4 separate regions of the Mus musculus genome follow, and regions 2, 3 and 4 are each linked to region 1. Evidence: chromatin loops called from intact Hi-C (ENCODE). Cell type or tissue: heart. All regions are shown on one strand. Links, peaks and the distances in the headings refer to the core of each region. The heading gives the core; the rest is flanking DNA.

Region 1 (8,068 bases), core at 3,069-8,068:
TCCTTCAAGGAAGTGGAGGATGATGCCCCATTCCTTAAGAGTCAGCTGCCCACAGTGCTGTCCTTTCAGAGAATATAATCAGGAAAAAGGATGAAGAGAAAGAAAGAAAGAAAGAAAGAGAGAGAGAGAGAGAGAGGAGGGAGGGAGGGAGGAAGAAGACCACTTTACAGTAAAAAAAAAAGCCATAAACGTCATCTCGATCGGGGGTTTAAAGTCAATCTCAGCCATAATGAATCTCAGTGCTAATATGCATCATTTTTATCTTTGTAATCTTCCTCTCTAGTCCTATAACTGTAGGACAGAAGCAGCAGATTCTAGCTGAAGGAATCTGAACAGTATTGTTTAAAGATGTGGAAGTTTGAAAAACGGATTCTCAGGGGACCCAATAACTTAAAGTAACTTTAAGAGAATTGGTTGCTCTTTTCAGAGGACCTAGCTTCAATTCCCAACACCCACATACTGGCTCACAACTATCTGTAATTCTAGTTCCAGGAGATCCAATGCTTTCTGGCAACCGTGGTGGGCACCAGACATGCCAGCAGTGCATGCCTATCCATGCAGGCAAACCATCTAAACACACACACACACACACACACACACACACACACACACACACACACCCACACCACACACACTCTCTTCTTCTTCTTCTTCTTCTTCTTCTTCTTCTTCTTCTTCTTCTTCTTCTTCTTCTTCTTCTTCTTCTTCTTCTTCTTCTTCTTCTTCTTCTTCTTCTTCTTCTTCTGTTTGTTTTTCAAGACAGGGTTTCTCTGTATAGCCCTGGCTGTCCTGGCAACACAGGGGCCCTTGTGGTATAGGATGACAAAAAAAGACAGGGGACAAAGTCTCCTCTCTCTTTGGAAAAATGCTTCATATAGAAACCACAATGTCCATAGCAAGTTCTGGGAAGGGCTGGACATTAACTATAGTGACAGGAGATAACAGCACCTTCAGTGTAGACAGAGGAGCCCTCTGCACCAGGTGCTGTCCACGTGCAGATGATTGCACTGGGGTAGTCACAAGATGAGGAAAGCAGACATTATTCATGGTAGTTTCAGGGGAGGAATTTCTTAAGGAAACAAGAAGCAAAACACAAGGAAGTAGATTATTTAGAACTGTCTCTCAGAGTAATCTGCAGCGAATGCACAAGAAGCGCTTTGAAAGCACCTCCACCATAGTGGGAAGAAGCTTGAAGAAGGGCTAATGTCTATTAAACACAACAGGCAGAGTCTATCTGCTTCTGTATGTGCCAGCTAGTACAAGCTCACTTGACAACCACAGTCAGATAGCTTGAAAAGGAAGAATAGAGACAAATGGTGTTTGCCTAAGCTTTTGAAGTTGCTACTGTATTAAGTACTGAACCAATAACAAATACTAAAGAATAATCAGATAACACTGAACTCTTAAAACTATCATTTTGAAATAATTGTAGTGCACAGAAATATAAAAGATACTGGAACAAGGCCCTGCGATTCCTTCACAGTTTCCTCCAATGGTGCCATCTGACGAGAGCATATCATCAAAGGCGGGAAACGGCCACCGGTGCGTCCACATATTTGTTACTTTTATTTGGGTGGGCATCTGAAGTTTATACAGTCTTATCATGTGAAGATCTGTATGAGTACCCTCTCCCTTCAAACCTTAAGAAGGCTTACCTGTAAACACAAATGTGGGTTAAATGTTAACTAACCACTGCATAGCAGAATAGCTTAAGGCGAGTGTTCAAAGGTTACTTTCTGTGTAAACATAATAATGAGGGGTGTGTCTCTTATCAGATAAACAAGTTTCAGGGGGGGATTTCTTAAGCAAACCAGAACAAAATCACAGGGGAGAAATTGTAAGCTAAGTTATTTAGAACTATCTTTTCAAAGTATACAGTAATCTGCAGAGATTATCCTCTTTGGCCTGAAGAAGACAGAATAGTATATATAAAGTGCTTATACCAAAGTCATGTGTGTAAAATCATTCTGAAAACCCAGAATCTTTGGTTGAAATTACGAAAGACCAAGTGTCTTCTATGTTATTTAGAGTCTGGGAATACCTAAAATCTAGAACATGGGCATTAAGAAGCAAACTGCATTCTACCCTCTGTCAGTTGTTGTTGCTGTTGTTTTTGGTGTGTGTTTGTGTGTGTGTGTGTGTGTGTGTGTGTGTGTGTGTGTGTGTGTGTGTGTGTATGGCTTACTTATTTACTTTTTGGTTTTTCAAGTCAGGGTTTCTCTGTGTTTTCCTGGCTATCCTGCATACTATTCACTCTGTAGACCAGGCTGGCCTTGGACTGGGAGATCTGCCTGACTCTGTCTCCTGAGTGCTGGGATTATAGTGTTACCATGCCAGGCTGATAGGTTTATTTATTTGATGGATGCTTTATCTGCATGTATGTATGTGCACCATGTGTGTGCCTGGTGCCCTCAGAGGTCAGAAGAGGGCATAGAATACTCCACTGGAATTAGTGCCAGTTATGAACCACTGTGTTGGGGCTTGGCCCTGTCCTCCAGAGCAGCAAGTGCTCTTAACCACTGGGCCATCTCTCCACCCTCCTCTACTTTGTTTTTGAGACAAGGTCTCTGACTGAGCCTGGAGCTCCAGGATTTGGCTTGATGAGGCCATCATGACTGTAAAACAGCCGTCTCTCTGACTGAGTCATCTCCCAGGCCCTGTCTACTGTTTTGAATCAGAGTGACACACAAACTCAAAGGGATCATCCCATAAAGTCTTTGAATTTAGGACAAAGGGGCATGGAGAAGGGGATGTTTCACTTTGTCTTCTGTTTATAAACTGTTTTCAGTTCTCTAGGTTTCTGTTATAAAGCTGGGCTTGTCTAGGAAATAAAGTACAGTTTTGTTAATTTTATTCAGGGTTATAGTCTTTGAATCATAGACTTTTTTTTTTTTTTTTTTTTGGTTTTTCGAGACAGGGTTTCTCTTTATAGCCCTGGCTGTCTTGGAACTCACTTTGGAGACCAGGCTGGCCTCGAACTCAGAAATCTGCCTGCCTCTGCCTTTCGAGTGCTGGGATTAAAGGCTTGCGCCACCACGCCCTGCTGAATCATAGACTTTTTACAGTGACTTGGTATAGATAATGAGTCTCAGGTCGACTTCATTAGTTTTAAAGAGTGACAACTGGGTCTGGAGGGATAGCCCAGTGGTTGACAACACTTACTGCTCTTGTAGAGGACCCTAGTTTGGTTCTTGGCACCTGAGAACCTCAGGTGGCCTGTCTCTTTAGCTGTAGGGAATCTGATATCTTCTTTTGGCCTCTCCACAAGCACTTCATTCACATATGCACATACTAACACATTTAATATACGTAATTAAAAAAAATTGCTGGGCATGCTGCTGCACACTTTTAATTCCAGCACTTGGGATCTCTGTGAGTTCAAGGTCAGACTGCGCTACAAAGTGAATTCTAGGACAGTTAGAGCTGTTACACAGTCATTATTTTAAAAACCTTGTAAATTGGCATATTGGTTTTAGAATTACCTTCATGGTATTTATCAAATTTGATGTGCTTATACCCTTTGTTCTGGAATTCTATCTATAATATTATATTCCATAGATGTAACCATATGTGGTCATAGCTATGTGATGTTTTGTGTGGCATTGTTAATTATTTTGAATAGCTACAAATAATTTAGGCATCCACTATTTTGGAAAAAAACTTAAATAAAATATGGCACATTAAATCATGAAGTACTATGGGGTATTAAAATGAAGTAAATTAAAATATTGTAATTAAAAATAGTTAAAGTAGGCAGGCATATGTCAAAGTTCAAGGCCAGCCTGGTCTACAGAGTAAGTTTCAGGACAGCCAGGGCTACACAGAGATCTCAACCCTATCTTGAAAAACCAAGCAACTAACTAAAAACAAACACAAACAAACAAACAGGGAAATTTATTATAAAATATACCTCAAATACAGCAATAGAACACTCCATCGGCTGCTTCTCTCTCCCTTCCTCTTCTCTCTCCCTTCCTCTTCTCTCCTCTCCCTTCTTCTCCTGAGTGAGTGCTGGGATTAAAGTCATGTGCTATCACCACCTGGTCCGCTGCTTTTCTCTGACATTTTATTATTACTTTATTTTTCTGTGACCTAGGATGGCCTGAAACATACTATGTAGCTCAAGGTAGCCTTAAACTCAGGTAGGAATTATAGGCACAGTTATGTGCCTATATACCAAGTTGCTATTTTAAAATCCCATGTGGCAATGTAGGGTGGAAATGTTTCTAAACTTAATGTTTAGATTTAACATACAAAATGTTTTTTGACATCTTCTTGAAAAGGGGAACTGAAATTTCTTTAAAAATGACCTTCCTGAATTGCAAGCTGGTTATACTTTTTTTTTTTTTTTTTTTTAAAGAAGTGTCTACTTATTTTAAAGTAGGTAATCAGGAAAGAGATTGAAGTTGTTACTTCCTTTGAAATGGTGTGGGCAGACTTTGAAGACATGGCTTAAATGGCTCAAATTTCAATGATCTGTGAATTGAAAAAGCATTCCGTTCGTTCAGAAGTAGATGTGCTTTGAAAGAGGGGGAACGTGTGTTCTCACTAGTTATACACATTATATGTACTAAATAGCTGTTTTACGTTTTACGTGTAACTTGGTTTTGCTCATACTAGAGGAAAGGGTTTTGGTGCAAACAAAACATTTTCTGGCTGTGAAATTTCGGAGATCTCTCGCGTACCTGGGAAAACATTAATCCTTTCCAATCAGGCTCCCCCAGCCCCGCCCCGCGGAAGGATGAATAAATAAACTTATAAAATACTGGCATTGTAATGGCCATTAAATAGCTATGCAATGAAAGTTTCTTTTAGTATTTGATTGTTGGGTAGAAAAGCACTCAGATTAAAACCGTGTGAAAGTGAAGATGGACTTCAGTCCTGGGCAGTCTCATCTACTTCATTTCTTTCCCAACCACACCTATCCGTCCAGTGCAGGTCTCGGAGGTCAGGGTCTGGCGGACAGGCTACCGTCGCTGCTCTCAGGTCCGGAAAGACCACTGTCCACCCCTGCCCCGTGGACGTCGCGCGGGTCCCCTGCCGTGCTGCCAGCAGTGTCGCCCGCCAGTAGTAACTCTGCTCTGCTTCAAAAGTTCCCTGGGGTCCCCAGGCTTTTCTAGCCAGCACCGTTCAGGGCCCTAAGCCTGAGTCCCGGGAGCCGGAAGGCCCGCGGGCTTGTAGGAGGGCGAGTCGCGAAGCGGGAAGCACAAGGCGCGCGTTCCCGCGAACGCAGGCGCGACGCTGGGCGGGGGGCGCGCACGCGCGCGGAGGCATGGGCGGGGGTGGTGGTGTCGGGGCGGGGCAAAGAGGCGAAGGCGGGAAGAGGGCGCCCTGGAGTCCAGCCGAGCCCCGGGAGGGCGTCGACGCCGAGGGGGCGGGGCCAGGCGAGGCGGGAACGCGCTCGCGGGCCGGGAGGGCGGGGGCGCGGCGCTGGCGAGAGCGTGCCCGGTCCCCGCCCCTGTTTCCCACTCTTCCTTCCACCTCTGACCGGCCGGAGCTGCGGAGCGGCTCCGCTCGCTGGTTTCCCGGAGCCGCCGCCCGCTTTCTCCGCCCGCGGTGAGCCCGTCAATCCCCGCACAACGCGCTCCTCCATCTGGGCCATGGATGGGTAAGTGCCGGGTGGCCGTTCCGGGGCTGCGCTGGCCTCGTTTCCTCTCGGCGACGCGTCCCGCCGAGGCCGGGGAGCAGGGCGCGACGCCGGCTAGCGGAGGAGCGGCCCGGGGCTAAGCCCGACGGCAGGGACCTTGGGAGCGCGGGGGTCTGTCCGCCGCGGTCTCCGCTTCCTGCGCGCGGCGCCCCCGTCACGTCCGCCCCTCGCAGCCTCGGGGCGCCTTCGGGAAGCAGAGACGAGCCAGGGCCGGGGTGCCGGGCCGGACTCCCCACACTTCCTCTCAGAAAATGGTGCGCGGCGCTGGCGGGGGCGGAGGCTGAGGCGGCCGCGGCGCTCGGGGAGTTGCTGTTTACCGGTGGGGTGGGGCGCGCGGCGGAGCTTTCCCCCGGCGGCGGGCCCGGGCGAGCGGCGACAGCCGTCTGGGCGGCGACCGGGTCTCGAACTGCGGGCCCGTGCGGGTCTCGGAACCGGCGGGGTCTCCCGATTTGGGCTGTGAGATACGTTAACCACTTCTAAATACCGAGCGTCTGCACTTTATCACCAGGGACGCTTCCTCTTCGTTCCCCACCCCCAAGAAACTTCGTGAATTCGCCTCGGGCGATGTCAGATATTGTGTAAGTGTAGATTTCCGGGCGCTTTCAACTGCTCGGTTTAAATGGGGTCTGTGACTAAAAGGGGGAAAAAAAAAAGAAAAAAGAAAAAAAAAAAAAGATTTACAGTCACCTTTTCCGAGCTCGTAATTTCTCTGGGAACTCTGGAACATGGGGCAGGACCTGATGTATTTTAATAAAAAGCGTGAATTGAGGGTCATATAGTCAAGATTAAAAAAAACCACCAACAACTCCAAGTCAATTAGAAATTCCACCTTTTATTTATTTAAACCTTTGCCGTTTGAGTTGTTCCTTAACCCCCTCCCCCGCCGACTTTTGTTGACAAGGATTCTATAAACTGCGGAATGGTGGAGCATATAACTTGTTTGAAAAGTAAAATACATTTAGTAACTTGCCGCGTAGTTGATCATACGTGTTTAAGTGAGGACACTAGAATTTTACAATTTTTGCCCTCGTTAGGTTTCGTTTATCTTAATTTCACAATATTGTGATATATGGTTTATCTCATTTGAATGCAGATTGCACACTGCTGCAGATATCAAAGTGCAATTTTAGATTTTGATTTATGGTTGTGATGCTCTTTAAAGTATTTTTATTTAATGGGAGCTACTTTGCGAGCGAACGCTTCACCTTGAGCATTGGCTTCTCATTACCCGACTCTGATTCATTTTACGTGTGAAATAACTTTCAGTGATTTATGCCATAAGTGCCATTATATCAGTTCAGGAAGGGCTATGAAGTGTTCGTCTTCAGAAGGTTCAACTTCGGGTGTGGGGAAACAAGTTAGCTTTTTGTGTGGTGAGATTTAAAGGGCTTGACTGTTCGCTTCTTCACTGTGAAGTGCAAGCTCCTCCCCCACAGCGCAATGGTGGGGGGCAAGGGTGACTAGGAATAGTCACCCTTATTCAGCATCTACGGTTTATCTGATCCAGAACAGAGAATCCATAGGCTTTTAGTGAGCATTTGCTACTTACTACATCTTGTTAAAAATTACCTTTTTAGTTGGCTTACAAAGTAACAGGTTTTAAAATGTTTCACATAGACACACACACACCACCTCATTCATTCTGCTCATACTTCTCTGCCCTAGCCTTCCCAAACTGACTTGTTGATAGTTTTTAAGAACTTTGCCTTGCTTGTGGAATTAAAGCTAAGAAGCCGGTGATGCAGACGGAGGCATTCAAATGGGGAAATGTTGTTTTGTACATCAGGACCAGCAAAGATACTATTACACACTCGTAAAAAGTCTAGTGTATCAGCTATTTATCAGGCTTACGTTTCAGAGAAATGAATACAAGTTTCAGGACTCCACAAGGAAAAAAAGGAATGGTTATTGTTTAAAACAGTGAAGTTTATACCACTTGATGCAAAGGCAAGTTTACATACCTTTAGGAAATTATGACTCTATTGATTAGTAACGTAATACAGAACTGATGTGTAGCTTTCTTTTAGGAAATATGGAGCTAAACTGCTAACTGAAGCTATAGAAGAGGCCAGTTTTGGTATAGCTGCATAGGAGTTTTCACACATTATCTTATAGAGTGTCGCTTTTAATATAGTGACCTATGCCCCAGGCAAGCTTATTAAATTTCATTTTCCCACAGCTTGCAAAAAGCCCATTTCCTTTATTCTGAGTAGTTAAAAAACAAAAACAAAAAAAACAAAGCATACTAGCCAACATATTTTTAGTTCCTCCTCGAATCCCAGCTCTCTGCCTCCCCCCCCCCATCCCTGTGTGTGTGTGTTCATGTATGTTCTTGTGTGTTTGTGTGTTCGTTCATGTTCATTTCTACCATGGTTTTTTGTATTCAGAACAGTATTGATGGATAACATTTTTAAAATAGTA
Region 2 (8,068 bases), core at 1,853-6,852, 350 kb after region 1:
AATGAGCTCAGGCTGGACTATAGAAGGATTTCTGGTGGTTAGATAAAAGCCAGCATTCCTCATCCCCAAAATGGGCTTCCCATCCCCAAAAGGTCATTTCCTTTGCCTCTGGAGAGGGGGTGTGCACCAGTGATTGCATTTCAAAGCCCATGCTGGCCTCCAGGTTTCCTCAGTCTCTGCTCACAAGTACTTGTTACACTTCTCAAAGGCTAGTCCTTCTCAGCTCAGGCTCCCCTCCCTCTCTCCAGATTCCCGTTTGGTCTCTATAATGGCACAGACCCTAACTGCCTCCAACCACTACTCTCTGTGCTCCCGGTTCTCTTGCTTCTGGCCATGTCCAGTCTGCTTTCTTTCTGTCTGCTCCCGATATTCTCTTATTCACAATAAAAACCTTCCCCCTAATAATGGGGTGATCATCTGGGCAGTGATCAATGCACCCCCACATACATTTATCATTATCATCATCATCATCTGATTCTGCATATGCAAGAAAAAAATGGTATTTGTCTGAGTCTGGTTAATTTCTTTTAACCCGATGATCTCCAGTTCCACCCACTTTCCTGCAAATGTTGCAATTCTGTTGTTCTCTAAGGCTGAATAAAATGTATACCATATTTTCTTTATCCATTTATCTGCTGATGGATAACTCATTAGGCTTTGTAGCTTGACTCTTGCAAATATACCTCAATAAATATGAGTTTGTAGGTATATTTATTTACTATATGCTGACCTGGATGCCTGCTGGTATCTACCCAAAAGCGACATGAATCATCTGGTAGTTATTTTAGTTTGAAGAATCCCTACACTGATAAAATCTGGTGATTCATTCCTATTGGTCCATTTCATGCTAAGACATTGTCTTAAATCTCTCATGTGAATGTGCTGAACAATCAATTTATATACAAACTCAGTCCCCTAATAATTCACTGTATCTGGAAGGCTGTAATTAAGTCAGCAGCAGCAGCAGGGACCTTCTGAACTAAAACAGTCTTGCAACTTTTAGATTTGGGCATAAGCTTAGAGTAATAAGCTCTACTTCCTTTCCCCTCTTTTTATAAAGATATCTTGCTTTAAGAATATACACCTCAGCCAGGTGTGGTGGCACACGCCTTTAATCCCAGCACTCGGGAGGCAGGGGCAGGTGGATTTCTGAGACCAGCCTGGTCTACAAAGTGAGTTCCAGGACAGCTAGGGCTACACAGAGAAACCCTGTCTTGAAAATTAAAAAAAAAAAAAAAAAAAAAAAAGACTATACACCTCCTTTTTTTCTCGGGATATTTATATTGATAATGCAGTACTGTTCACGTCTAGGCTTATGAATAAAAAGAATTGTTAGAGGCCATATCAGAAATTTCTCACAAAATTAAAACCAAACCACAGTTTAGAACCTTAATAATTTCATCTACTACCATTTCTCTCTGCCTAGCCAGTCCCTGCCATACTCCTTTCTGTATGCCAAGGGGTCAATACGGAGTACACCCTCCCTAGAATATGCAATCCCACTTTGGAGAACACAGTTTTGACTTTATGTAATATAACTGACAAAGCTCTGTGGTGTGGGGTACTTGAAATATTTATCAAAAGCACAAAAGAATGTCCGTTTAACCAAAACCATGCAGATTTAGCACTATGCTTGGCATTCTTTTATTGAACAACAGAGTCTGAGCCCCAGTGTATGCTAGGTTACCGTTTGTACTTGAATACAGACACACACATGATGAACAGACACTGTCAGAGACTTGTAGTTTAAAGGAGAGAACTGTACAAATACTCCACGCAACTCAGACATGTCAACAAACCTACGTCTAGAGTTAGGAGAGGGTACCTTTGTCTATCACACCTCTCCCATACAGAAAGAACTCCTTAGACGGGGACCAGTGTGTCATAAACCAAATCCACAGTTCTATTTCTCAAAATAGTGTAAATAGACCACTCGCGTGGTGCCTCAAAAGTGATCTCAGTTGTCAGCAACTTGGAGCAGGTGACTTGATGGTTGCTGGGACTCTCGATGGCACTTTCCCCTTCCGGGCTTCACGCTGGGAACCCAGTTCTGCAGAACCACTACTGCATACGGCTTGTCCTTGACCATTTTTCACACTGTTTGCTTTTATTGGTAACTAATGTAAAGTGACATAAATAAACACCTCAAGGAGTTTGCTAAGATAGAACTCCCTGCAGCCTGTGACCAGGTCATAAATAACAGCATTACCAGAACCCCCTCTGCATGTCCAATTCCCTTTTATATAGGGCTTCTCTTGTTTACCATTATGTTAGAGTGAGATTTGCCCACATTAATGGTTTACTGATGGTCTATAGCTTATTCATCCTCATTTCAGAATTCCTTCTATTAATGTGCATGCATCATCTATCTACCTGCTATTGATACCTGGTTGCTTTTAGTTTGAGGCTATTACAAACAGCATGCAGTCTCTCTTTTAACTTAACAAAGCATCAGAAACCCAAGTCTTCCCTCTGGACTTCAACTTTTGGACAAAATAAAGAAACACAAATTGGATTTGCCCTCCCACCCAAATACATTCTGACAAAATCTTGAAAAGATTGGTTACAGACACTGAGCACTACTAGGTCAAGGGAGACACAGGCTCCAAGGAGGAGAGTGCCACAACCATCCCACTACTTCTTTGAGATCACCTCCTGGCCACGTGCTGGCCTGGGAGCCCAGGCACAGTTCCTGCATTTAGACAGAGCTGAGTGCAGGAAAATACCCAGAACTCAGGAAAGTGAAATTCAAAATGTCTCCATCTTGTAAAAATGGCCAGGCATGCAAAACCCTGGTAAAACAGAATGGGTGGCTAAATCAGGACACTGAAACCAGCCTGGGGATGTCACAGGGACTCAAGGTCTGCTTTTCATTGTCGTTGTGCTTCTAAGACACCAGACTTCCCGTGTGTGCTTATAATCACAGTGGTTCCAAGTGCTTAGAGCAGGTATTTCTCACTTTGGTCAAATTAGTGCTAAAACAGGGTACCACCAGCAAAGCACTCTTGAACCACCATGGAGGTGGGTGAAGGACAAGGGTTTTGCTGGGTATGGCCTGAGTGTGTGGTCCACTCCACTGCCCTCACCATTCCCAACTTGTGAAATACAAAGTACACTTTAGCATATCCCAATGTGCCGATGCCTCTTCCCCACTGTGAACTCTGCTTCCATTTCACAGGCAAGGTTGACAAGACAGCAAGAAATAACCAGGGAAGACCCAAATCAGATGACGACTGGGATTGTGTGTGTGTGCTTTAAATTGGAAGAGCAAAGTACAGGGAGTGGGGCAGAAGGCAGGGGAGTGGAAGGCAGGGTGAGATGCTCTAACCATCCAGAAGGAGAAAAGCAAAGAAAGGCCGCATAGTTTAAAACACCAGCAGAAAGGCACACAGGAAGGGAAGGGTGAGAGAAAATGCAGATCAAGAAAGCACAGGGCTTGCGTGACCATGCTGGAGAGATCGTGTGGATCTGATGACTCAGGGTTGGACTCAAGGAACTTGTGGTGACAGCCATAAGATGAACATGGCACACACAACAAGCAGGCATGCACAAGCACATAAATAAAAACAAATGTTGAGGTCTCTTTAAACAACAGCAATAGATGCTGCCAAAGAGACAGGTCAGGAAATGAAATGTTCACTCTTAGGAGGCATCAGATGCAGCCCAGAAGTAGGCAGATTTCTAAAAGCAGATTTAAAAACTAAGTACCTAGAGCCAACAAGATGGCTCAGGAGATAAAAAGCAATTTATTGCCAAGACTGACTGACAGTCTTGGGTGCAGACCTAGGGACTCACATAGAACAAAGAGAACTGACTCTCGAACACTGCCCATCTGACCCCTGCATGTTTACCATGGCATCCCCAAATACATATGACACTAAGTAAATACTACATAATTTTAAAAACTTTACAAAAAGAAAAATAAATAAATGGGAGGTGACATATAACAATCGTGAAACTGTTGTTTTCCTAAAACTACAGAATTGAGAAGGGACCAGGAGATGGGACAGGACTTTCCTGGGGGGAAATTGTAATAATGTCTGCATATACAGATTAGGGCCAAAGAGCTAGTCAGAGGGTAAAAGAAAAAAACGCCATTGGCCTGATAGGATCCACAACACAAGCCAAAAATTCAAACTATCTGCCAAAAATATGGTAGGATGATGACGACACAGAAGGTGCAACAGACAGCACTAAACACAGACAGCAAGTGCTGCCAGTCCGGGACCCGAGGCCGTGAATGTGAAGTAGTGCTTGTCCACATGGCAGGCCACCGCCCTCTGCAAGATCCTGAAATCTGAGACGCTAAAGCCACGGGATGGATCCAGGACAACTGGACAGACTGATACGTGATGCCAAGCAAGGTGAGCCAAGGCAAAGGGTGAGGGCAAACTGTGGGTCCTGAAGTAAGTGGAGAAGTGAAGGAAGTGGAGAGAGACAGGTGACAGGTGCAGGACACACCTGTGGGTAAACAGCCACCAGGGGCTGTTCATCAAAATCCCCCACAGACCTTAAAAACTCCTGGTGCTGAACCTCCAGGGGTGAGAACCAGGCAACTGAGGTTTCTTAAGTCCCCAAACTCCTCCCTGCCACTCCAAAGTGCAAAGCAGAGAGCCGAGCCGGAGACCCCAGAGACCTGGTGACTGTAAGGAGAAAAGGCGGGAGGTGGGACTTTCCCAAGAGTAGCAGTTGTAAGATGGACAGATGAGTCGGAGGGACAGCACATGTTCTGTGAAAGGGGAGGAGCTTGTCACCCACTGTCAGATAGGTCCCATAGCCACCACGTGGTCCACTTCAGTTCACTTCCGGGTTATTTTTAGGTTGCCTCTGGCAGTGCACAGCTGAGCCGATTTTGAAGCCTGAGCTGGTGGCAGGTTGCCAGGATTTCTAACTCAGAGCACTAGCAGTGTGCCCGTGGGCAAGATGTTTCTTTATGTGTGCATAATGGTGTCTACCTGGCAGGGTAGTTCCAGAAATACTGGCTGAAAATAAACATTTGATGACAGCTAATACCAAATACAACTCAAACAAACAAGCAAACAAACAAATGGGGGGAAAAAAGGATGAGTGTTGGCATTCAAGGACATTTTCTGCCACCTGCAACTTCTCTGAATTATCAGGGTTCAGAGACTTTAAATTTAAGGATGTCAAACAGTGGAAGAGAGAAAAACAGAAATTAAATAGATTGTGTGTGTGAGAGAGAGAAAGAGAGAGAGAACACAAATGATTAAATGATTAAAACAGAGTAAGTGGGGCTGGAGAGATGGCTCAGTGGTTAAAGAGCAATGACTGCCCTTCCAGAGGTCCTGAGTTCAATTCCCAGCAACCACATGGTGGCTTACAACCATCTGTAATGGGATCTGATGCTCTCTTCTGATGTGTCTGAAGACAGCTATAGTGTACTCATATACATAAACTAAATAAATCATTCTAAAACAAAAACAAAAACACAGTAAGTGAAAATATGGTCTAAAACCTCAATTTCTAAGTTTTAGGGGGCATAGTTCAGGGGAAGAGTATTTGCATAGGTGAGGCCTGGGGTTCAATTCCCAGCACTGCAGTAAACAAATGTTCTGTGGACATCCGAAAGTATCACAATACAAGCATGAGATTAAAAAACATTAAATATAACAAATTATTACGAGTTAAGAACGGCCTGCTAGTGTTCTTTGGTTTGCGTGGTTTGTGCGGAGCTTGGTTTGTGCAAAGCTCTTCTAAGACAGATGAGTTTTCTAGACAGAGGCTCTGCAGAGTCCCAACTCTGTGTACCTGCCATCTTTTGAACCTGTCTCAGCTGTTGGGTCCCCAAACCACAAAAAACTCCCTCATTTAGGCCTGGTAGGTGAAGAAGTTGAGACACAGGCAGGATAATATCTGTCCTATAGCAGATACAATATTCAAGGTAATTCTTCATTAGTATGCAAGTCCAAGCTAATCTCACTCTGTAAAGGATATGGAGAGAGAGAAAGACTGCATAGTACAGTCTAGTACAGTCCTCAGGAGCAGAGACTACCCACCAGCTTTCTACTGCCCTTGAGGTGAGCGCCCCTCTCCACGACTACTGTAATACCTGGAAGGCTAGCTCTTGTTAGGGGAAGTATGCGCTCTGATACAGATTTTAATAATATTTTTTTCGCTTTTCAGAGACAGGGTTTCTCAGTATAGCCCTGGCTGTCCAGGAACTCACTCTATAGACCAGGCTGGTCTTGAACTCATAGTTCAACCTGTCTCTATCTCCAGAGTACTGGGATTAAAGGTGTGTATCACCACTGCATGGCCCTAGCTTCTTTTTTTTTTTTTTTTTTTTTTTTTTTTTTTTAAACAATCTTTTTTTTTTTTTTTTTAAGATTTATTTATTTATTTATTTATTATATGTAAGTACACTGCAGCTGTCCTCAGACACTCCAGAAGAGGGAGTCAGATCTCGTTACGGATGGTTGTGAGCCACCATGTGGTTGCTGGGATTTGAACTCCTGACCTTCGGAAGAGCAGTCGGGTGCTCTTACCCACTGAGCCATCTCACCAGCCCTGGCCCTAGCTTCTTAACAATATTCTTTTTCTAGTGAAGTATCTCCCCTTTTAACAAATATATCCATTCAATATTCATAAATCAGCTTTTATTACAACTTCAAGAATACACTGAGCACGGAGTGAATGGTCCTATTATACAGTTAGGCAGTGGCTTTGGTTTCACTCTTTATTGAGCAAACTTAAGTGGGCAATTTGGGAGCTATTAAATGCAGTAAATTTTCTAAAAAAAAAAAAAAAAAAAAAGGTATACTTTTTCAAGAGAAATTATTTCCAGACTAAAGCTTCCAACTGGGAGCTAGTGTCACCTTCAAACAATAACAAAGGCATTCAGGTTATTGAGGCAAGGCCACTGTCAAGGCCAGGAAGGGAGGTATTTATAAGCGCCGTGGGCAAGGCTGGCCCTGCTAGCTGCAGGGCAGTGAAGCTGGAGTAGAGTCCAAACGCCATGGGCAGAAAGAAGGAACAGCCTTTGGAGTCCCACCTTCTCCACTGAACTAGAGTGGGTCTCTTCAGAGCAGCAGGGGAAGGGGTGGCAGGAGGAGACTTCTGCAGGAAGCTCCATGTGCTTCGACCTGATCCCCAACTCCCCCCGACTGAGGGGGGCTTCTGAATGTCGGCCTCACCCTGACATCCAAGTCTCTGGCAAGCACAGTTGAGGCTTTCCTGGTTGTAACCCATCCTCTGTGCCTTCCCATCTTTCAGACTTACTCACCAACAGCTCTGACTTGATGTCCCCCCACCCCCACCCCTTGCAATTTTGTTTGGGCTAAGCTGTGGCAGGATAGAAGCCCAGAAGAGAGGGAGCAGCCCTGGGGGGTGGGGTGGGGGGATGGCAGACTAATCTTAAACAAGGCGAGACACCTCCTTTGCTTCCCAGAGTATATAGCCTTCCAGGGCAAAGGTCACCTGGCTTCATAGCTCCAGACTATGCTCCTTCTGTTTTGTTTTGTTTTTTGTTTTATAAGTTGTGCTGTGTGATTCCAATAAACCAAGTGCTCCAAGGCCAGAATTTCTCCCCCGTGTTCCACACTGTGCTTGTTAATATTTCACATCAAACTGGGCTGACTGTGGGATCAGCTTGCCCATGACAGTTATCCCCAACGATTAGTGGCCGCCATCACTGCCACACATAATTGGACTCTGGAAGGCTGTTGCTGTGTTTATGATCAGTGTGGGTCGGGTCGTGACTCATGTTATTGCCACGGAGCTCTTAGCATTTCGAGATGGGCATCTGAATGTGCTTCACAGCCGCTCAAGCCTATCTTAGTGCAACTGTAACTTTGCTGACACCAGGTTCCGGTGAGAAAGAGAGATAACAGGGAGCTAGCTAACCGTATAGGAAAGCACAAAGTGTCCCAATGGACAATGGACTCGAATATCACAGAATGTAAAAGAGTCAGCCAGCAGGAGATCTCAATACCAGCCTCACAAACAAACAAACAAAACTAACCCTCTGGTGAAGCTACAATTAACTTGGTCCACAGGAAACTGACAGTGATGCTTTACTGATGGCTACCAACAAAGGGAGCTCATAAGA
Region 3 (5,000 bases), core at 1-5,000, 52 kb after region 1:
TCCCTAGGTCCCATATGGCAGGAGAAGAGATCTTACTTCTGAAAGTTTTCCTCTAACTTCCCCACTTGTACTGTTGAACACATGAATGTGTATGCATCCACAGGCACACATATACATAAATACATTTTTTAATTCTGAAGGGAAGATATATATAGTAAACTTCAATATAGACATGCATTTATGATGCGCATTGTGTTAGATAATCACTTGTAATCCAGTATAATCTTTGTAGTCATTCATTACTGCATCTAAACTGTCTTATCAAAGATAGTCCACTAAATCAGGGCTAATAGTATTTAATATTTACAAATTGGAAAGTCCCCTAATTACACAGTTTTCTAGAGGGTAAAACTGGACAGACTTCCTCCAATAAGGCCATATCTCCTAATCCTTCCCAAACAGTTCCACCAACTTGGGACCAAGTATCAAACATGAGCCTTTGGGAGCCATTCTCATTCAACCTTCCATGGCATCTCCATGGCCACTGTAGACTTGTGGCTGTATTATAATATAAAGTCATTTCATCTACTTTCTAAAGTCCCCATAGTCTTTCTTTCAGTCTCATATAGTTTAAGGGTGCCAGGCCTTGTCACAAGCAAGCAACTGAATATGGCAGTGTCATCTATGTGGTCCTGGCTTTAGCATCATGAAGGACACAGGAGTAAAGGGGTTGTGGAATCTTCTATAGTTAAGGAGAACCCCTGGGGCTAGGCACTGTGTGGTAGCTGCCTGTGTTGGGTAGATCCTTGCTGCTTTGAACCACAGTGTTTAAAAGTCCAAAGTTCAAAGTCCCTTTTAAAACTCAAGGAAGTCCCTAATTGTAGTCCCTTGTAAAATCAAAAAGCAAATTATATAGTAGCACAGAGCATACATTACTGTGGGAAGCCGCCCTCACATTCGCCATTACAAGATGGCGCTGACATCCTGTGTTCTAAGTGGTAAACAAATAATCTGCGCATGTGCCAAGGGTAGTTCTCCACCCCATGTGCTCTGCCTTCCCCGTGATGACAACTCGGCCGATGGGCTGCAGCCAATCAGGGAGTGACACGTCCTAGGCGGAGGATAATTCTCCTTAAAGGGGACGGGGTTTCGCCATTCTCTCTCTTGCTCTCTGGCTCCTAAAGATGTAAGCAATAAAGCTCTTGCTTGCTCTCTGGCTCTTGCTCTCTTGCTCTGGCTCTTGCTTCTTGCTCCTGAAGATGTAAGCAATAAAGCTCTTGCGCTCTTGCGCTCTTGCCCTCGCTCTTGCACTCTTGCTCTCTGGCTCCTTAAGATGTAAGCAATAAAGCTTTTGCCGCAGAAGATTCCGGTTTGTTGCGTTCTTCCTGGCCGGTCGCGAGAACGCGTGTAAGACATTACCATTCCAAAAGAAAAGAATGGAGGCATAGTAAGGAAATAAGTAAGGAAAGAAAGTAAGAAAAGAAAAGAATGGAGGCATAGTAAGGAAATACTGAACCAAAGAAAGACTGGAACTCAACAGGGCAAATTCTATAAACCCTACAGCTCCGCGTCCAGTGTCAGAAGGGCTGAGATGACTCCATCCCTCCAGCTCTGCTGCCTGCAGGATACATCTCTTCCTCTGCCTGGTTTCATTCCCCATGCACAGTTTTCCTTTGTAGATACCTCATAACTCTGGCGTGCTTAATATCTTGGCATCTCCAGTGCAGCCCAAGCTGTTTGTCCTCTCAGGGCCTTTGTGTAGGGACATGCCTGGCATAAGTGGTTCTCCTATACTCTGGAAGATTTCACAACCTCTTTATTGTTGGATCCTTCATGACTCTAAAGCCAGAACCACTTGGATGGTGCTGCTATGTTTAGGTGCTTGCTTTGAGATGGATCCTGGCCCTCTTGAACCACATTTGCAGCAGATTTTCTTTGTTGCTTTTACCAAAGCAGAAAATTCCTAATGCCTTTTATAGAAGTTGGTAGCCTGATGGGTGCATTTCAGGGCTTTCATTTCCCCTTAATCTTACCTCTTTCAGCACAAGCCTTGGCTCCTTTCCTGGGGCTCTTATTGTCATCTTCTCTTCAAACTGTGCATTTTGTACTTCTTTTTCCCTTATTACTCTTACTCATTGTAGATCTGCATAACTGTGATTACTAAGAACCACATGGCAGAGTCAATACTAGGCTAGAGACCATTTTTTGTGGTATTTTTGCCAATGACTGTATATGCTTTCTGCCCTTGTCCTAAGAATTTGTTGCAACATAATTTAAAAGTAACACTAATTTCTTTAGTGGACAAATCTCTAGCCCAGTTGCTAATATTATTCACCCTCGGTGCTAGAGAGATGGCTCAGTGGTTAAAAGCATTGACTGCACTTCCAAAGGTCCTGAGTTCAATTCCCAGCAACTACATGGTGACTCACAACCATTGCTATTGGGATCCGATGCCTTCTTCTGGTGTGTCTGAAAACAGCGACACACGTACCTTTGGATCTATATGACTAAATGAAGAGTTGTAGGGTGTGTGTGTACCAAACTGAAATGTATCTGAATTCAAAAATTATAAAGTCTAGAGCCCTTAGACATCCTTTTACTTGCCCATCATCATATCAGTTATGATGGGACTGAGACTTACTTCCAGTGTTCTTTGCTATGCATGTAAATTCTAAATATACTAATTAGTAGGACTACTTTATTCCTTTCAATAATTATCTGAGTACCAGTTTGAAAATAAGTACACCTGTAAAGCATTTCCTAGATACTTAAATGGTGATGTTCGTAGACACCCTTGTCTTTTCCTAAAAGTGGTTCAGTAGTTCAATGATTGGTTGCATTGTTCTGTTAAATTTGTTTTCTGTTTATTGCACAAAGTAGCACTTAACAGTCAAAGGCTTGAATTGTAACTGGTTTTTATTTTATTTCACAAAGATAATAACCTATGTGATCCATCAGCAGAGTGTCTGCATTTGCTTCTGTAATGTTGTGGTAATTTATATTCTTATAAAAGATACTTTTAAACCTATGACTCAACACTGCCACCACCCAGCAGGTGTGTTAGTCAGTGTCATGAGGTCATGCCTAACAGTCTAGTTACCTTTTCCCGGAAACTAACAAGACTTACTTTCTCCTATAGATGTTCCTAGAGACCTGGGTGAGCAGGACTATTTTCAATTCTCAGTACCATCAGTTGGATTAATACTCTCAGTCTTTAGTTACAAAAGTCATTGTTTAGTTCTTCCCAGTGCTGTTGGAAAAAGAAAAATCTTTACCATAGCTCCTTAGGCCCCACAGACAAATGTTTACACCATTCCTCATCCTTGGTACCTAGCATTCTTGCCTGTAACACCTTGGCCTTTCTGGTGCCCTGCCCATCTGTTATCTGTCCTCCCGGCTAGCCCTGTCTTTACTTACCTTTGTGTTTCTTGGCTTTGCCATACTCCTTAACCTACAAAGTCAGGCTGATGTCCAGCTCAGACGCTTCCTCCTTAAGGAGTCTTCCTTCACTTAAGTCCTCTCCCTCAACACTGTACCTCGTTCATCCCTCTCTGCCTTAGTCATTATTATGTTGTTGTGAAGAGACACCATTATCATGGCATTGAGGGCAGCGGATGGTGGCGTGCAAGCAGCTATTGAAGCAGTAGCTGGGAGCTACATCCTGAACTTTAGGCAAAGAGAAACTCTGGGCGTGGCATGGCTTTTTGACACCTCTAAATCCACCCCCAGTGAACACTTTTCAAGTAGTATGAGCCTATTGTGGCCATTCTGATTCAAACCACCACATCATCCAAGAGATAGAGTGGTTAAAGCTAGAGGCGCTGGGGCTGGTTTGAATCTTGCTCTAATGCTGTTCTGTAATCTTGGTGTGTTAATTACTTTTCTCAATACTGTAACAGAATACAAAAGCAATTTAAGGAAGGATTTGAGGGTTCGAGTGCATAGTCAGAGAAGACCAGGCAGTCAGAGTGATTTTACAGTGATTGCAGGGGCCACTCAACCAGCCATATTGTGTCCTCAATCTGGAGGCAGAGAATACACTAGGTGTCAAGCTGGCTTCCTCCTTTGTTTCTTTTTATTCAGTCCAAGAGGACATGGTGCCGTCTATATTCAGGGTGAGTCTTTCTTTCTCAGCTTGAAACAGCCTCCAAAAGCACCTAGAGGGGCTGGAGAAAGGACTCAGCTGTCGTGTGTACTGGCAGCTCTTCCATAGAGCCTAGATTTGATTCCCAGCCTCCACAGAAGGTGAAGAGCTGTGTTACTCCAGTTCTGGGAGATCTCACATGGTCTTCTGGCCTCTGGAAACCAGGTGCACAGTGGTATATAGCAGCAAGCAGAACATTAATTCCCAGCTCTTGGGGGACAGAGGCAGCTGGATCCCTGGAATGAGTTTGACCCTCACTCTGGAAAACATAAAAGTAATTTAGCATTGGTAACTACAGATCTGTTAGAAATATTCCCTATATTCTTGTTTATTCCTCCTTTTTATTTTGCTTATTTATTTTTTTGAGACTGGCCTCAATCTTTAACTCACAGAAGTTACCTTTCTCTGCCTTTCAAGAGCTGGGATTAAAGGCATATACTCCAGGCCTAGCTTTTTTATTTCTCTTAACAGAAGACATTTCAGCAAGACTGACCTTAACCACCTTCCTACTTTCTCAGTAGGGCTCCATTTAACCTCAGCCCTCTCTCCTCTTCTCATTTTTCTTATAATACTTTTGTTATGGTACCCTTTGCCAATTTATTGTCTTAATAAAGCAGAAAATTTTGTTGTCCCCCCACTTTTTTTTTGCCAGTGCTTAGAAAAGTGCCTTATAATTATTGAATTAGTTGAACAAGCCTTTGTTGCAACATCTTATATCTGCTTATAAAAGCCTTCAGAAGTAGCTGATGACTTAGAAGGATGAAATCATTGACTCATTTGACTTCTTGTTTCAATTCATACACTTGTGAACATCTTTATATCAAACTATTAGTTAATTACAGTTGTTACCTTCTGTTTTAGAATTGTACCATTTGTACATAGTATAAATAAAATTGGTTAGATGTTTGAGCACCTG
Region 4 (8,068 bases), core at 1,376-6,375, 360 kb after region 1:
AGTGACAATGAGACCAGACTGCAAAGAAAGAAAGAAACGAGAGAGAGAGAGAGAGAGAGAGAAACTAACTAGCTTATCAAACAAATATCAGAAACTTCAGGAAGAGTACGGCTGAATCTATATACAAATTTGACTGCTAGTTATTTGCCTTAAAGTTTTTGTTTTTGTGACACAGGGTCTTATAATATTCCTTAGGCTAGCCTTCACTGCAATCCTCCTGTCTCAGCCTTAAGTGCTAAGATTACAGATATGCACCAAGTATTATATATGTTAATTATATATGTTAGTCTGTTTCCTTCTACTGTTGTGAATTTTCCTTTTTAATTTTCACATCCTACACTGTGACTTTCCTCCTCAGTATTTTCTTTGTTATACAATGAGATCTAGACACTTTGGGTGTTTGATTTGCACATCTCTTTCCAGGAAATTTTTTTCTTTCGTTTGATTTTGGTGTTTTGAGACAGGATCTCTCCATTATGCAACTCTGGCTGTCCTAGAAGAACCCACTATGAAGACCACGCTGGCCTTGAGACCCACTATGAAGACCGCGCTGGCCGTGAATTCAGAAATCTACCTGCCTGTGTGCCAGCACTCTCAACCCAGAATATGCTCTTATGTGTATAAAAAGGGTAACATTGAGGCAGGAGATATGGCTCAGTAGGTAAAGGTGCTTGTCACCAGGCCTGATAACCTGAGTTCAATCCCCAGCCCCGAGCCCCCTCATGGTATAAGGGAAAAAATTGAACTAACTCTTGCAGGTTGTTTGTGAAGTTGTAACACACACACACACACACACACACACACACACACACACACACACAATGTTTTAACATTTAAAGGTAACACCCTGGAGTATTAAAAAAAATAATAATTATTACAAAGCTTTTTTTACAGCACTTCAACAAAGCTAATATTTGTACTATGCTCCAAAATGTAAAATTATAACTAGGCATGGTTGGCACACGATTTTAATTCTAGAACCCTGGCAAAGACAGATGGATCTCCGTGAGTTCAAGGTCAGCCTGGTTTACATTATGAGTTCCAGGATAAGCTGAGCTACCTAGTAAGACCCTATCTCAGAAAAGGATTATTAACTAGGGCTCTAGATCTCGTTATATAACAAAGAAAAATGCTGAGAGCCGGTTGGTGGTGGCGCACGCCTTTAATCCCAGCACTCGGGAGGCAGAGACAGGTGGATCTCTGAGTTTGAGGCCAGCCTGGTCTACAGAGCGAGTTCCAGGACAGCCAGGACAGCCAGGACTACACAGAGAAACCCTGTCTCGAAAAACCAAAAACCAAAAACCAAAAACAATAAAAAAATAAAATTAAGAAAAATGCTGAGAAAAATCACAGTGTAGTATGTGAAAATTAAAAGGGAAAATTCACAACAGTAGAAGAAAACAGACTAACAAACATATAATTAATATATACAATACTTGGAAATGCAGACGATAAAAGGGAACATAAAGCAGAACACTTGTCTAGCTTCAAGGTGAGAGACAATAAAATAGACAGGAGAAGCAACAGCATGTGACAGATTAACATAGGAGTTACCTCCACAAAAGCACAGGAGCTTGGTAATAGACTGCAGTATAAGCAAAAGACTATAGCCACATAATTTATGACTAAATGAAATTATCATATACATATCTGAAAAGCAACTTAGTGGAACCAATAACTACATGGATGAAAATCAAAACAGAAGAAATAGTGAAGAATAAGGAACACAGAACAGGGAAATACCCATCACCTGACGGCCAGGACTAGGAATAGCTATCACATTTTATAAGGCAACATTGTAACAAAGATTAAAAGATGTATCATTTCTGGTCCAATACTTTTTCCCCCTAAGAAATGTGATTTAAAGAGATGCATGTATAAGAATTCATCACAGAGCAGGGGCATGGTGACGCACGCCTTTAATCCCAGCACTCCAGAGGCAGAGGCAGGCGGATTTCTGAGTTCGAGGCCAGCCTGGTCTACAAAGTGAGTTCCAGGACAGCCAGGGCTATACAGAGAAAACCTGTCTCGAGGGAAAAAAAAAAAAAGAATTCATCACAGGAACTAGCAATATATCTTAGGGATGAAGCACTTGCCCAAAATACAGAAGGCCCTGGGTTTGGTTCCCAGCACAGGAAAAAGCTAAGAAATACAAATATAACTGTTTCTTTTTAAGTGTTGCTTAAATCAACTGAATTGCCTACCAAAAACAATAAATGAATATTAAAAGCTCAGAAGCCAAAATGCCATGCATCTTCCTACACTAATGGAGAGAGCTCACACATTTGTTGATAGGAGAAAAACAATAGTCAGGTTGCTTTGCAGGCAGCTCCCGACAAGCAACAGCCTTGGGGTGTTTGGTTCTTCATGCTTAACTTCTAGCACCTAGAACAGTGCCCTGTACTGCTTATCAAACACCATTTAGTCAGTAGGGGAGATTTTAAAGCAGGCCATGGAACAACAGTCATGACATGGTACAATCTCCTCTCTCCTCTTCTGCCTGATATATATATACCTAATTGGGAAGGTAGGCAAAAATGGTTAACAAGGTAACGTTTTAGTATGTTATAACTATCTTCTTTATTCCTTTCTGTACTGTCTAAATTCCTGATAAAATAACTATTGCTTTTTAAAGAGCCCATGTAGTTAAAATGAATACTGCTTACATTTCTAAATTCCAAACGGGGTATGTTTTCTTTCACTTTCAAAAAAAACCCCACAAAACCCTGTCTGCTTATCTTATACAGGTGTTGTCTTTCTCGGCGTCAGGAAATGGCACACCAATCGGAGAAAAGCACATGTTTTCTATAGTGGAAAAAAAAAGTAACTGCCTAACGTCCTTCCCTGTTTTTCATTAACATACAGCCTATTCTAGCCTATCCCTATCTGGTAGTTTAAAATAAATAAATAAATAAATAAAAATAAATTTCCTCCCTCCTCTTTCAGGCTAAAATGCCAAGTGAGTTCATCTCTACACATTTAAACAGGCTTCATTTTAAAGACATTTCATTGATGGATCAAAACTCAGCCACCTATGTCATGTCTCTCTCCGCCCCTTCACTCTGTTCTGTTTTAGTCATGAGCTTTATAGGGAATAACCTTATTTAGATTTTTATCATGTTTCATCCTTCTAGAATGTAAGCTTCATGAGGGCAGGAGTTTTGTCCTGCTTTCTCACCTATGTCCCCAGCCCAACTCCAGGTGGTATCTAGTAGGCCTTAGGAGGTACCTGCCAAATGAAGAGATGTGTGTGGAAAACAGATTAAGGATGTAACTCCAAACAAGCCAATACATAAAGACTTGGAAAAAAGATAAATAAAGACATGATACTGAAATGCCACGCTGACAGGACTCGATGCTTTATAACACTGGCTCGGAGACGGACCTTCTTCAAGGCGGGCAGGTGCTACACACCTAGCTAAACACATAGCTCTTCTAGGAAGGAGGTAATCCACTGGGAAGCCTGGGGTGGTGGTGATCAGCTCCCGGAAGAGTGTAAAGGACCATCTCCATAATAGAGACGTGGCCGGCGCGGAGGGAGCGGAAAACCTCACAATACACCATACATCCTCGCCCAGATGGGAAGAAAAATCACACGAATCTCCTACACAATCAAACCAAGTAGACAACCCTCCACCAGACAGAGAAGCAGGCTCCTCTCCTAGAGCTCGGTAGTCGCCTGCAACCCAGGAGTCGGGTCGCGACTCCAGCGCGATTCCCTTTCCAGGACCCCGCGTCGCACCGCCCCAAGGAGACCGATTTAGGGGGCCGTTTGGGGATCAGCTTTCTCTATCCCCGCAAAACGCTACCCTCCACCGCACACACGCCTGCCAGTCCAGCTCGTCCCCGAGGCCCCGACCCTCCAACTCACGTGTAGATGATGGACATGAAATGCATCAGCCACAGCACCACGAAGAGCACGAAGCCGAACAAGGCCATTCCCTCCTGGGCCAGGTCCAGCAGCGCCATCCCCCGGCCCGCTGGCCCGGCCCGGCCCGCTCCGGCCGCCGCGGACAGCGCTGCCGCGGGAGGAGGACGCGGGGGCCGCCGGGTGCGGGGCGCGGGCCGCGAGTGGAAGGTGGGAGAGGAAGGGCCGGCGGGGCGGCGGGCGTGAGGACGGAAGGGGCGGGCAGGGCCTGCGCGCCCCCGGCCACTCGGCGCGCGCTCGGCACCGCGCACCCCTTAGCGTGCGCGCGCTGGTGTGCTGCGAGCGCAGGCTGACCGCGCTGCGCGCTCTAGGCGGCCGTTGCCGCGCGCTCGGGCTCCCGTGGTCCAGACCCTTGGGCTGCCGCTGCCGCCGCCGCCGCCGCCGCCGCCGCCGCCGCCGTCGCCGTCGTCCCTTTCGCTCGCCGCGGCTCTGCGTTCTGGTCCGTGCTCTCTGCCGGCGTCCGAATCCCGGCACGATGCGGTCCGCCCTGCCCCGCCCTCTGGAGCCCGGTGCCCGTGCCCCCGCCCCCGGGGCGGCGCCCTCGCGCCTCGGTGCCGGCCCGCGCGCCCACGGGTGGAGCTGCCCCCGCGTGCTCGCCGCCCGGCAGCTACCAACCGCTGCCGCCGCCCGCGCCCGCGGTCCCCCCCCCCCCTGCACTGTCTCTAAGCAGCACGCGCCGCCTCTACACTTTATCTTGGCCAAATCCGGAGGAGCCAAGAGACTGTGTTATTTAAGGAATCCCCAAACTCAGAATTGGAAGAATCGCTTGATGCTGAATTCGCGCAAGATTGTGCGTTCTCTAGGGCAGCTGAGTGTAATTTGGCTAAGATGTAGCCAAGAGAGTTATGGAAATGTAGCTAGTTCGAGCAGTGCTAGGCTGTTAAGTGTTGCCAGTACACCGCTGACAAACCATCTCATTCATAAATCTTGTATTATTTGCTGGGATGATAGATTTTAGTCATACTGGGTTAAATTACGTTACTCCATTTTTAAAAAGCTGTTAAATGTTGCTATTACTAAAACGTTTAATTATGCATGTGCACGATACTGAAAATGGGGAAATGAAGGCTAGGCTGTGTGAGAAGCCTGTATGTAGCCCAGTTACTTCTGGGACTGAAGCAGGAGAATTACCTGAACTTGAACACACAGGTTCCAGGCCAGGCTGGGCAAATTCAATGAATCCCTGTGGTGGAAAAACAAGAGTATTCTAACTTTAAGTCGCAACTGGGAGAAGCTAGTAGTAAATGTTTCCATTTGTTTCTTCAGCCTGGATACATCTATATTGTTTACAATTGTTCTGTGTTTAAACTGTTTATTATTCAAGTTACTTTTAAAAAATAATCCAAAAATGACGGGCAGTGGTGACATACACCTTTAATCCCAGCACTTGGGAAGCAGAGACAGGCAGATTTCTGAGTTCGAGGCCAGCCTGGTCTACAGAGTTCCAGGACAGCCAGGGCTACACAGAGAAACTCTGTCTCGAAAAAAGAAAAAGGAAAAAAAAAAAATCCTTAAGGTTTGCAGTGTCCTTTGTTCTACTGGTGAAAAATCAGTGGGAAAGAACCATGCTTCGAAATTAATTTCCAGTTGTTGAGAGTTACTGGTTAATAGAGTTACAGCAGGATGGAATCCATACATAGAAATAATAGCACAGGGTTTTAAATGCCACGATTGTGATTAATCAATTCTAAGGCCCACTTTTAAAGCATTCTTAACACATTTTCAATAATCCATTATTTTCAAGAATCCAAAATGGAAATGCATCTCACACTCAGTGACATCTTACAAATAAAAATAATAGGCCAGGTTTCTTTTTCTTAAAATGTGTTTGCTAGTCATATACAAAACAATGCTGTGTGTTCTCAATACTTCCTTGAACTTGGTCAAGGATATGAATTTCTCAATTTGAGCATTTTGTAGCATTTTTCATTTTTTCCAAATCTTTCCTAGACCTTTACAGCAAAGGATTCCATGCAGTATGGTGGGTAACACAGAAAGGACAAAGAAAGTTGGTGTAACTGGGTATAAGTGAATAATGATCAACTTTGTTGCACTTCATCTGGTTAAATTTAGTCTGCTCAAACCTGGCTTTCCAACCAGAGCTCTAGGGGCTGGAAAGATGGCTGGCTCAGCTATTAGAGCACTTGTTAATCTTTCAAAAAGACCCTGGTAGGACGGACATGCAGTATCCATGGAGAACAGAAGAGGGCGTCTGATTCCCCCATCTGATTTCCCCAGAACTAGAGTTACAGATGGTTGTGAGTACCAAGTAGATCTTGCTTTGCACAGGTTTGGAAGATCAGCCAGTGCCCTTAACCGTTGAGCCATCCCTCCAGCACAAGGAAAATATCATCTTTAAAGAAATTTCTCATTCACCAATCTAAAAAGTCAACATACTTTATAATGTCAACATTGATACTCTGAGAATGGCAAAGTAAAAAACAAAAGATTCCAGCGATTGCCAATTGTTGTGTATGATCCACGTGGTCGATGACATACACTTGTCATGGATGGGAAAGTACACCAAGAGTGAATGTTAGTACTAAGTGTGACTTTGGGTGGTAACGATGTGCTGCTTCATTGATTGTAACAAATGTGTCACACGAGTGTGTGATTTTGACAGTAGAGAAGTCCTGGAGAGGGATATAGTGGGATGTGTGGGAAAGCAGGATTTTCTGCTCAGTTTGGCTGTGAACTTAAAACTACTCTAAAAGACATTTTAAAATAGTGAATGCTCCACACACATATGCTATGTAGTATACTATATAAACATATGTATTAAATATATTCAAATAGGTAACTCACATCATGTCTCATGACTTAGGTATTATGAATTATGTAAATATATGTAACAGGAAATGCTGTGAAAGTCTGAACTAAGATCAATGAGATCCACTAACTCTACCTTGTAAGCACTAAAATATTTTGTTCAGTGCATAAATGAACTATTCTACATTGACAAAAGCCACAAATAAGTTTGCTCAGAATTCTTCTTTGTTCTTAAGTTTTTAAAAAGTATTTTTTAAAAAGAGAAAAAGACATCAATCATCTCCCTCGTCCCTCCCACAAAATTAATTCAGAGAAGTGAGTAAAGATATACAAGCCCTAGAGGTATAGCTCAGGGTCAGATCACCTGCTTGGCAGTCTCAAGGCCTTTAGTCTAATCCCAGCATGGACTCAAAGGACTGATGTGTGACTTTGCCTGGTCAAACAGGGACGACCATCAGAAAACCCACCTGTGGATAAACAGCACTCATTGCATTCCAGCGCTCACTGACTACATCTCCTATCTTTGTCAGCATTGTTTTTTTTTTTCTTTTAATATTTCAATAAACATCCTTAAAATCACAGTTCAGAGCTGGGACTGTGGTGCACGCTTGTAACCCTTGTATTTGAGAGTCAGAGGCAGGAAGATGGTGAGAGGCTGACCTGGGTTACACTCAGTCAAACCTGGTCTTCAAAAACCAACCCTAAAGAATGGTAGCAGTAATTGGTTCCTTACTGTTACTGTTTTAAGACGTCTGTTGTGAATTTTCATCCTTAGAAAAGCTTTCCAAACTTACGTGCGGAAAAATTACTTCCTAGACACTGAGTACATTTGAAGTTTCATTTGAAGTTTCAAAAACGTATGTTGTTCAAATGAAGTTTTCAAAAACAGAAAAAAAATACTGATTCTACTTGACAAGAGAAATTATATATATATATTCTAATTGGAATTAGAAAAGTGGTGTATGTTGGTGCAGCTGGGGTGATTAGCATACCTTTGTTTGGTCCTTTGATAAACCGCTGGTTGTTTAGTGGGTGTGGTCTAGGGGAGTGCCCACAGGTCACTGGAGTTCAAATCCTGTTCAGCTCCTCTGCTCTTATCTGAACACCAAGCTAAAAACTGCTTTATTTTACTTACTTTTAAAGTTTTCATATTTGATCTTACAATGTATTTTGCTAACCCACAGTTTGCTAGGTCAGAACTTTAATATGTGTTCTTTACTGCTTAGTTACGTCTCCTATTTCCTACACATGTATTGGTATTTTCCTAAGTTAGTTTGAGCAGAAAACACTTTTCAAAAATTGTGTGTGTGTGTGTGTGTGTGTGTGTGTGTGTGTGTGTGTGTGGTGTGTGGTATGTGGTGTGTGTGTATG

What was found. Hi-C counts contacts between places; a loop is a spot of excess contacts. Peaks named below come from ENCODE experiments on the same cell type or tissue, not always from the same donor. Only the 100,000 strongest peaks of a DNase experiment are listed, where the experiment ranks them.
Region 2: it touches region 1 in a loop (2.8-fold over the local background); 12 of 42 quality-filtered maps call a loop at or near these places.
Region 3: it touches region 1 in a loop (2.0-fold over the local background); 2 of 42 quality-filtered maps call a loop at or near these places.
Region 4: it touches region 1 in a loop (14-fold over the local background); 12 of 42 quality-filtered maps call a loop at or near these places.

The regions. Positions count from the first base shown.
Region 1 is chr4:59,546,688-59,554,755 of GRCm38, reverse strand. Ptbp3 (polypyrimidine tract binding protein 3) reads left to right here and starts at 5,392. Exons shown (of 14, transcript NM_178164.3): 1 at 5,392-5,608. In heart, for the core only: no CTCF peak of the experiment used is centred there; DNase peaks (open chromatin) are centred at 5,305 and 5,905; H3K4me3 peaks cover 3,013 bases; H3K27ac peaks cover 1,801 bases.
Region 2 is chr4:59,196,247-59,204,314 of GRCm38, reverse strand. All of the region lies in intron 1 of Ugcg (UDP-glucose ceramide glucosyltransferase), which reads right to left. Among named protein-coding and RNA genes, the nearest start is that of Ugcg, 11 kb to the right of the region's middle. In heart, for the core only: no CTCF peak of the experiment used is centred there; DNase peaks (open chromatin) are centred at 4,304 and 4,794; H3K4me3 peaks cover 429 bases; H3K27ac peaks cover 821 bases.
Region 3 is chr4:59,495,006-59,500,005 of GRCm38, reverse strand. All of the region lies in intron 5 of Ptbp3 (polypyrimidine tract binding protein 3), which reads left to right. Among named protein-coding and RNA genes, the nearest start is that of Ptbp3, 52 kb to the left of the region's middle. In heart, for the core only: no CTCF peak of the experiment used is centred there; no DNase peak of the experiment used is centred there.
Region 4 is chr4:59,185,545-59,193,612 of GRCm38, reverse strand. Ugcg (UDP-glucose ceramide glucosyltransferase) reads right to left here and starts at 4,063. Exons shown (of 9, transcript NM_011673.3): 1 at 3,872-4,063. The coding sequence starts at 3,969. In heart, for the core only: a CTCF peak has its summit at 6,123 (motif pointing right); DNase peaks (open chromatin) are centred at 4,182 and 4,282; H3K4me3 peaks cover 2,931 bases; H3K27ac peaks cover 2,116 bases.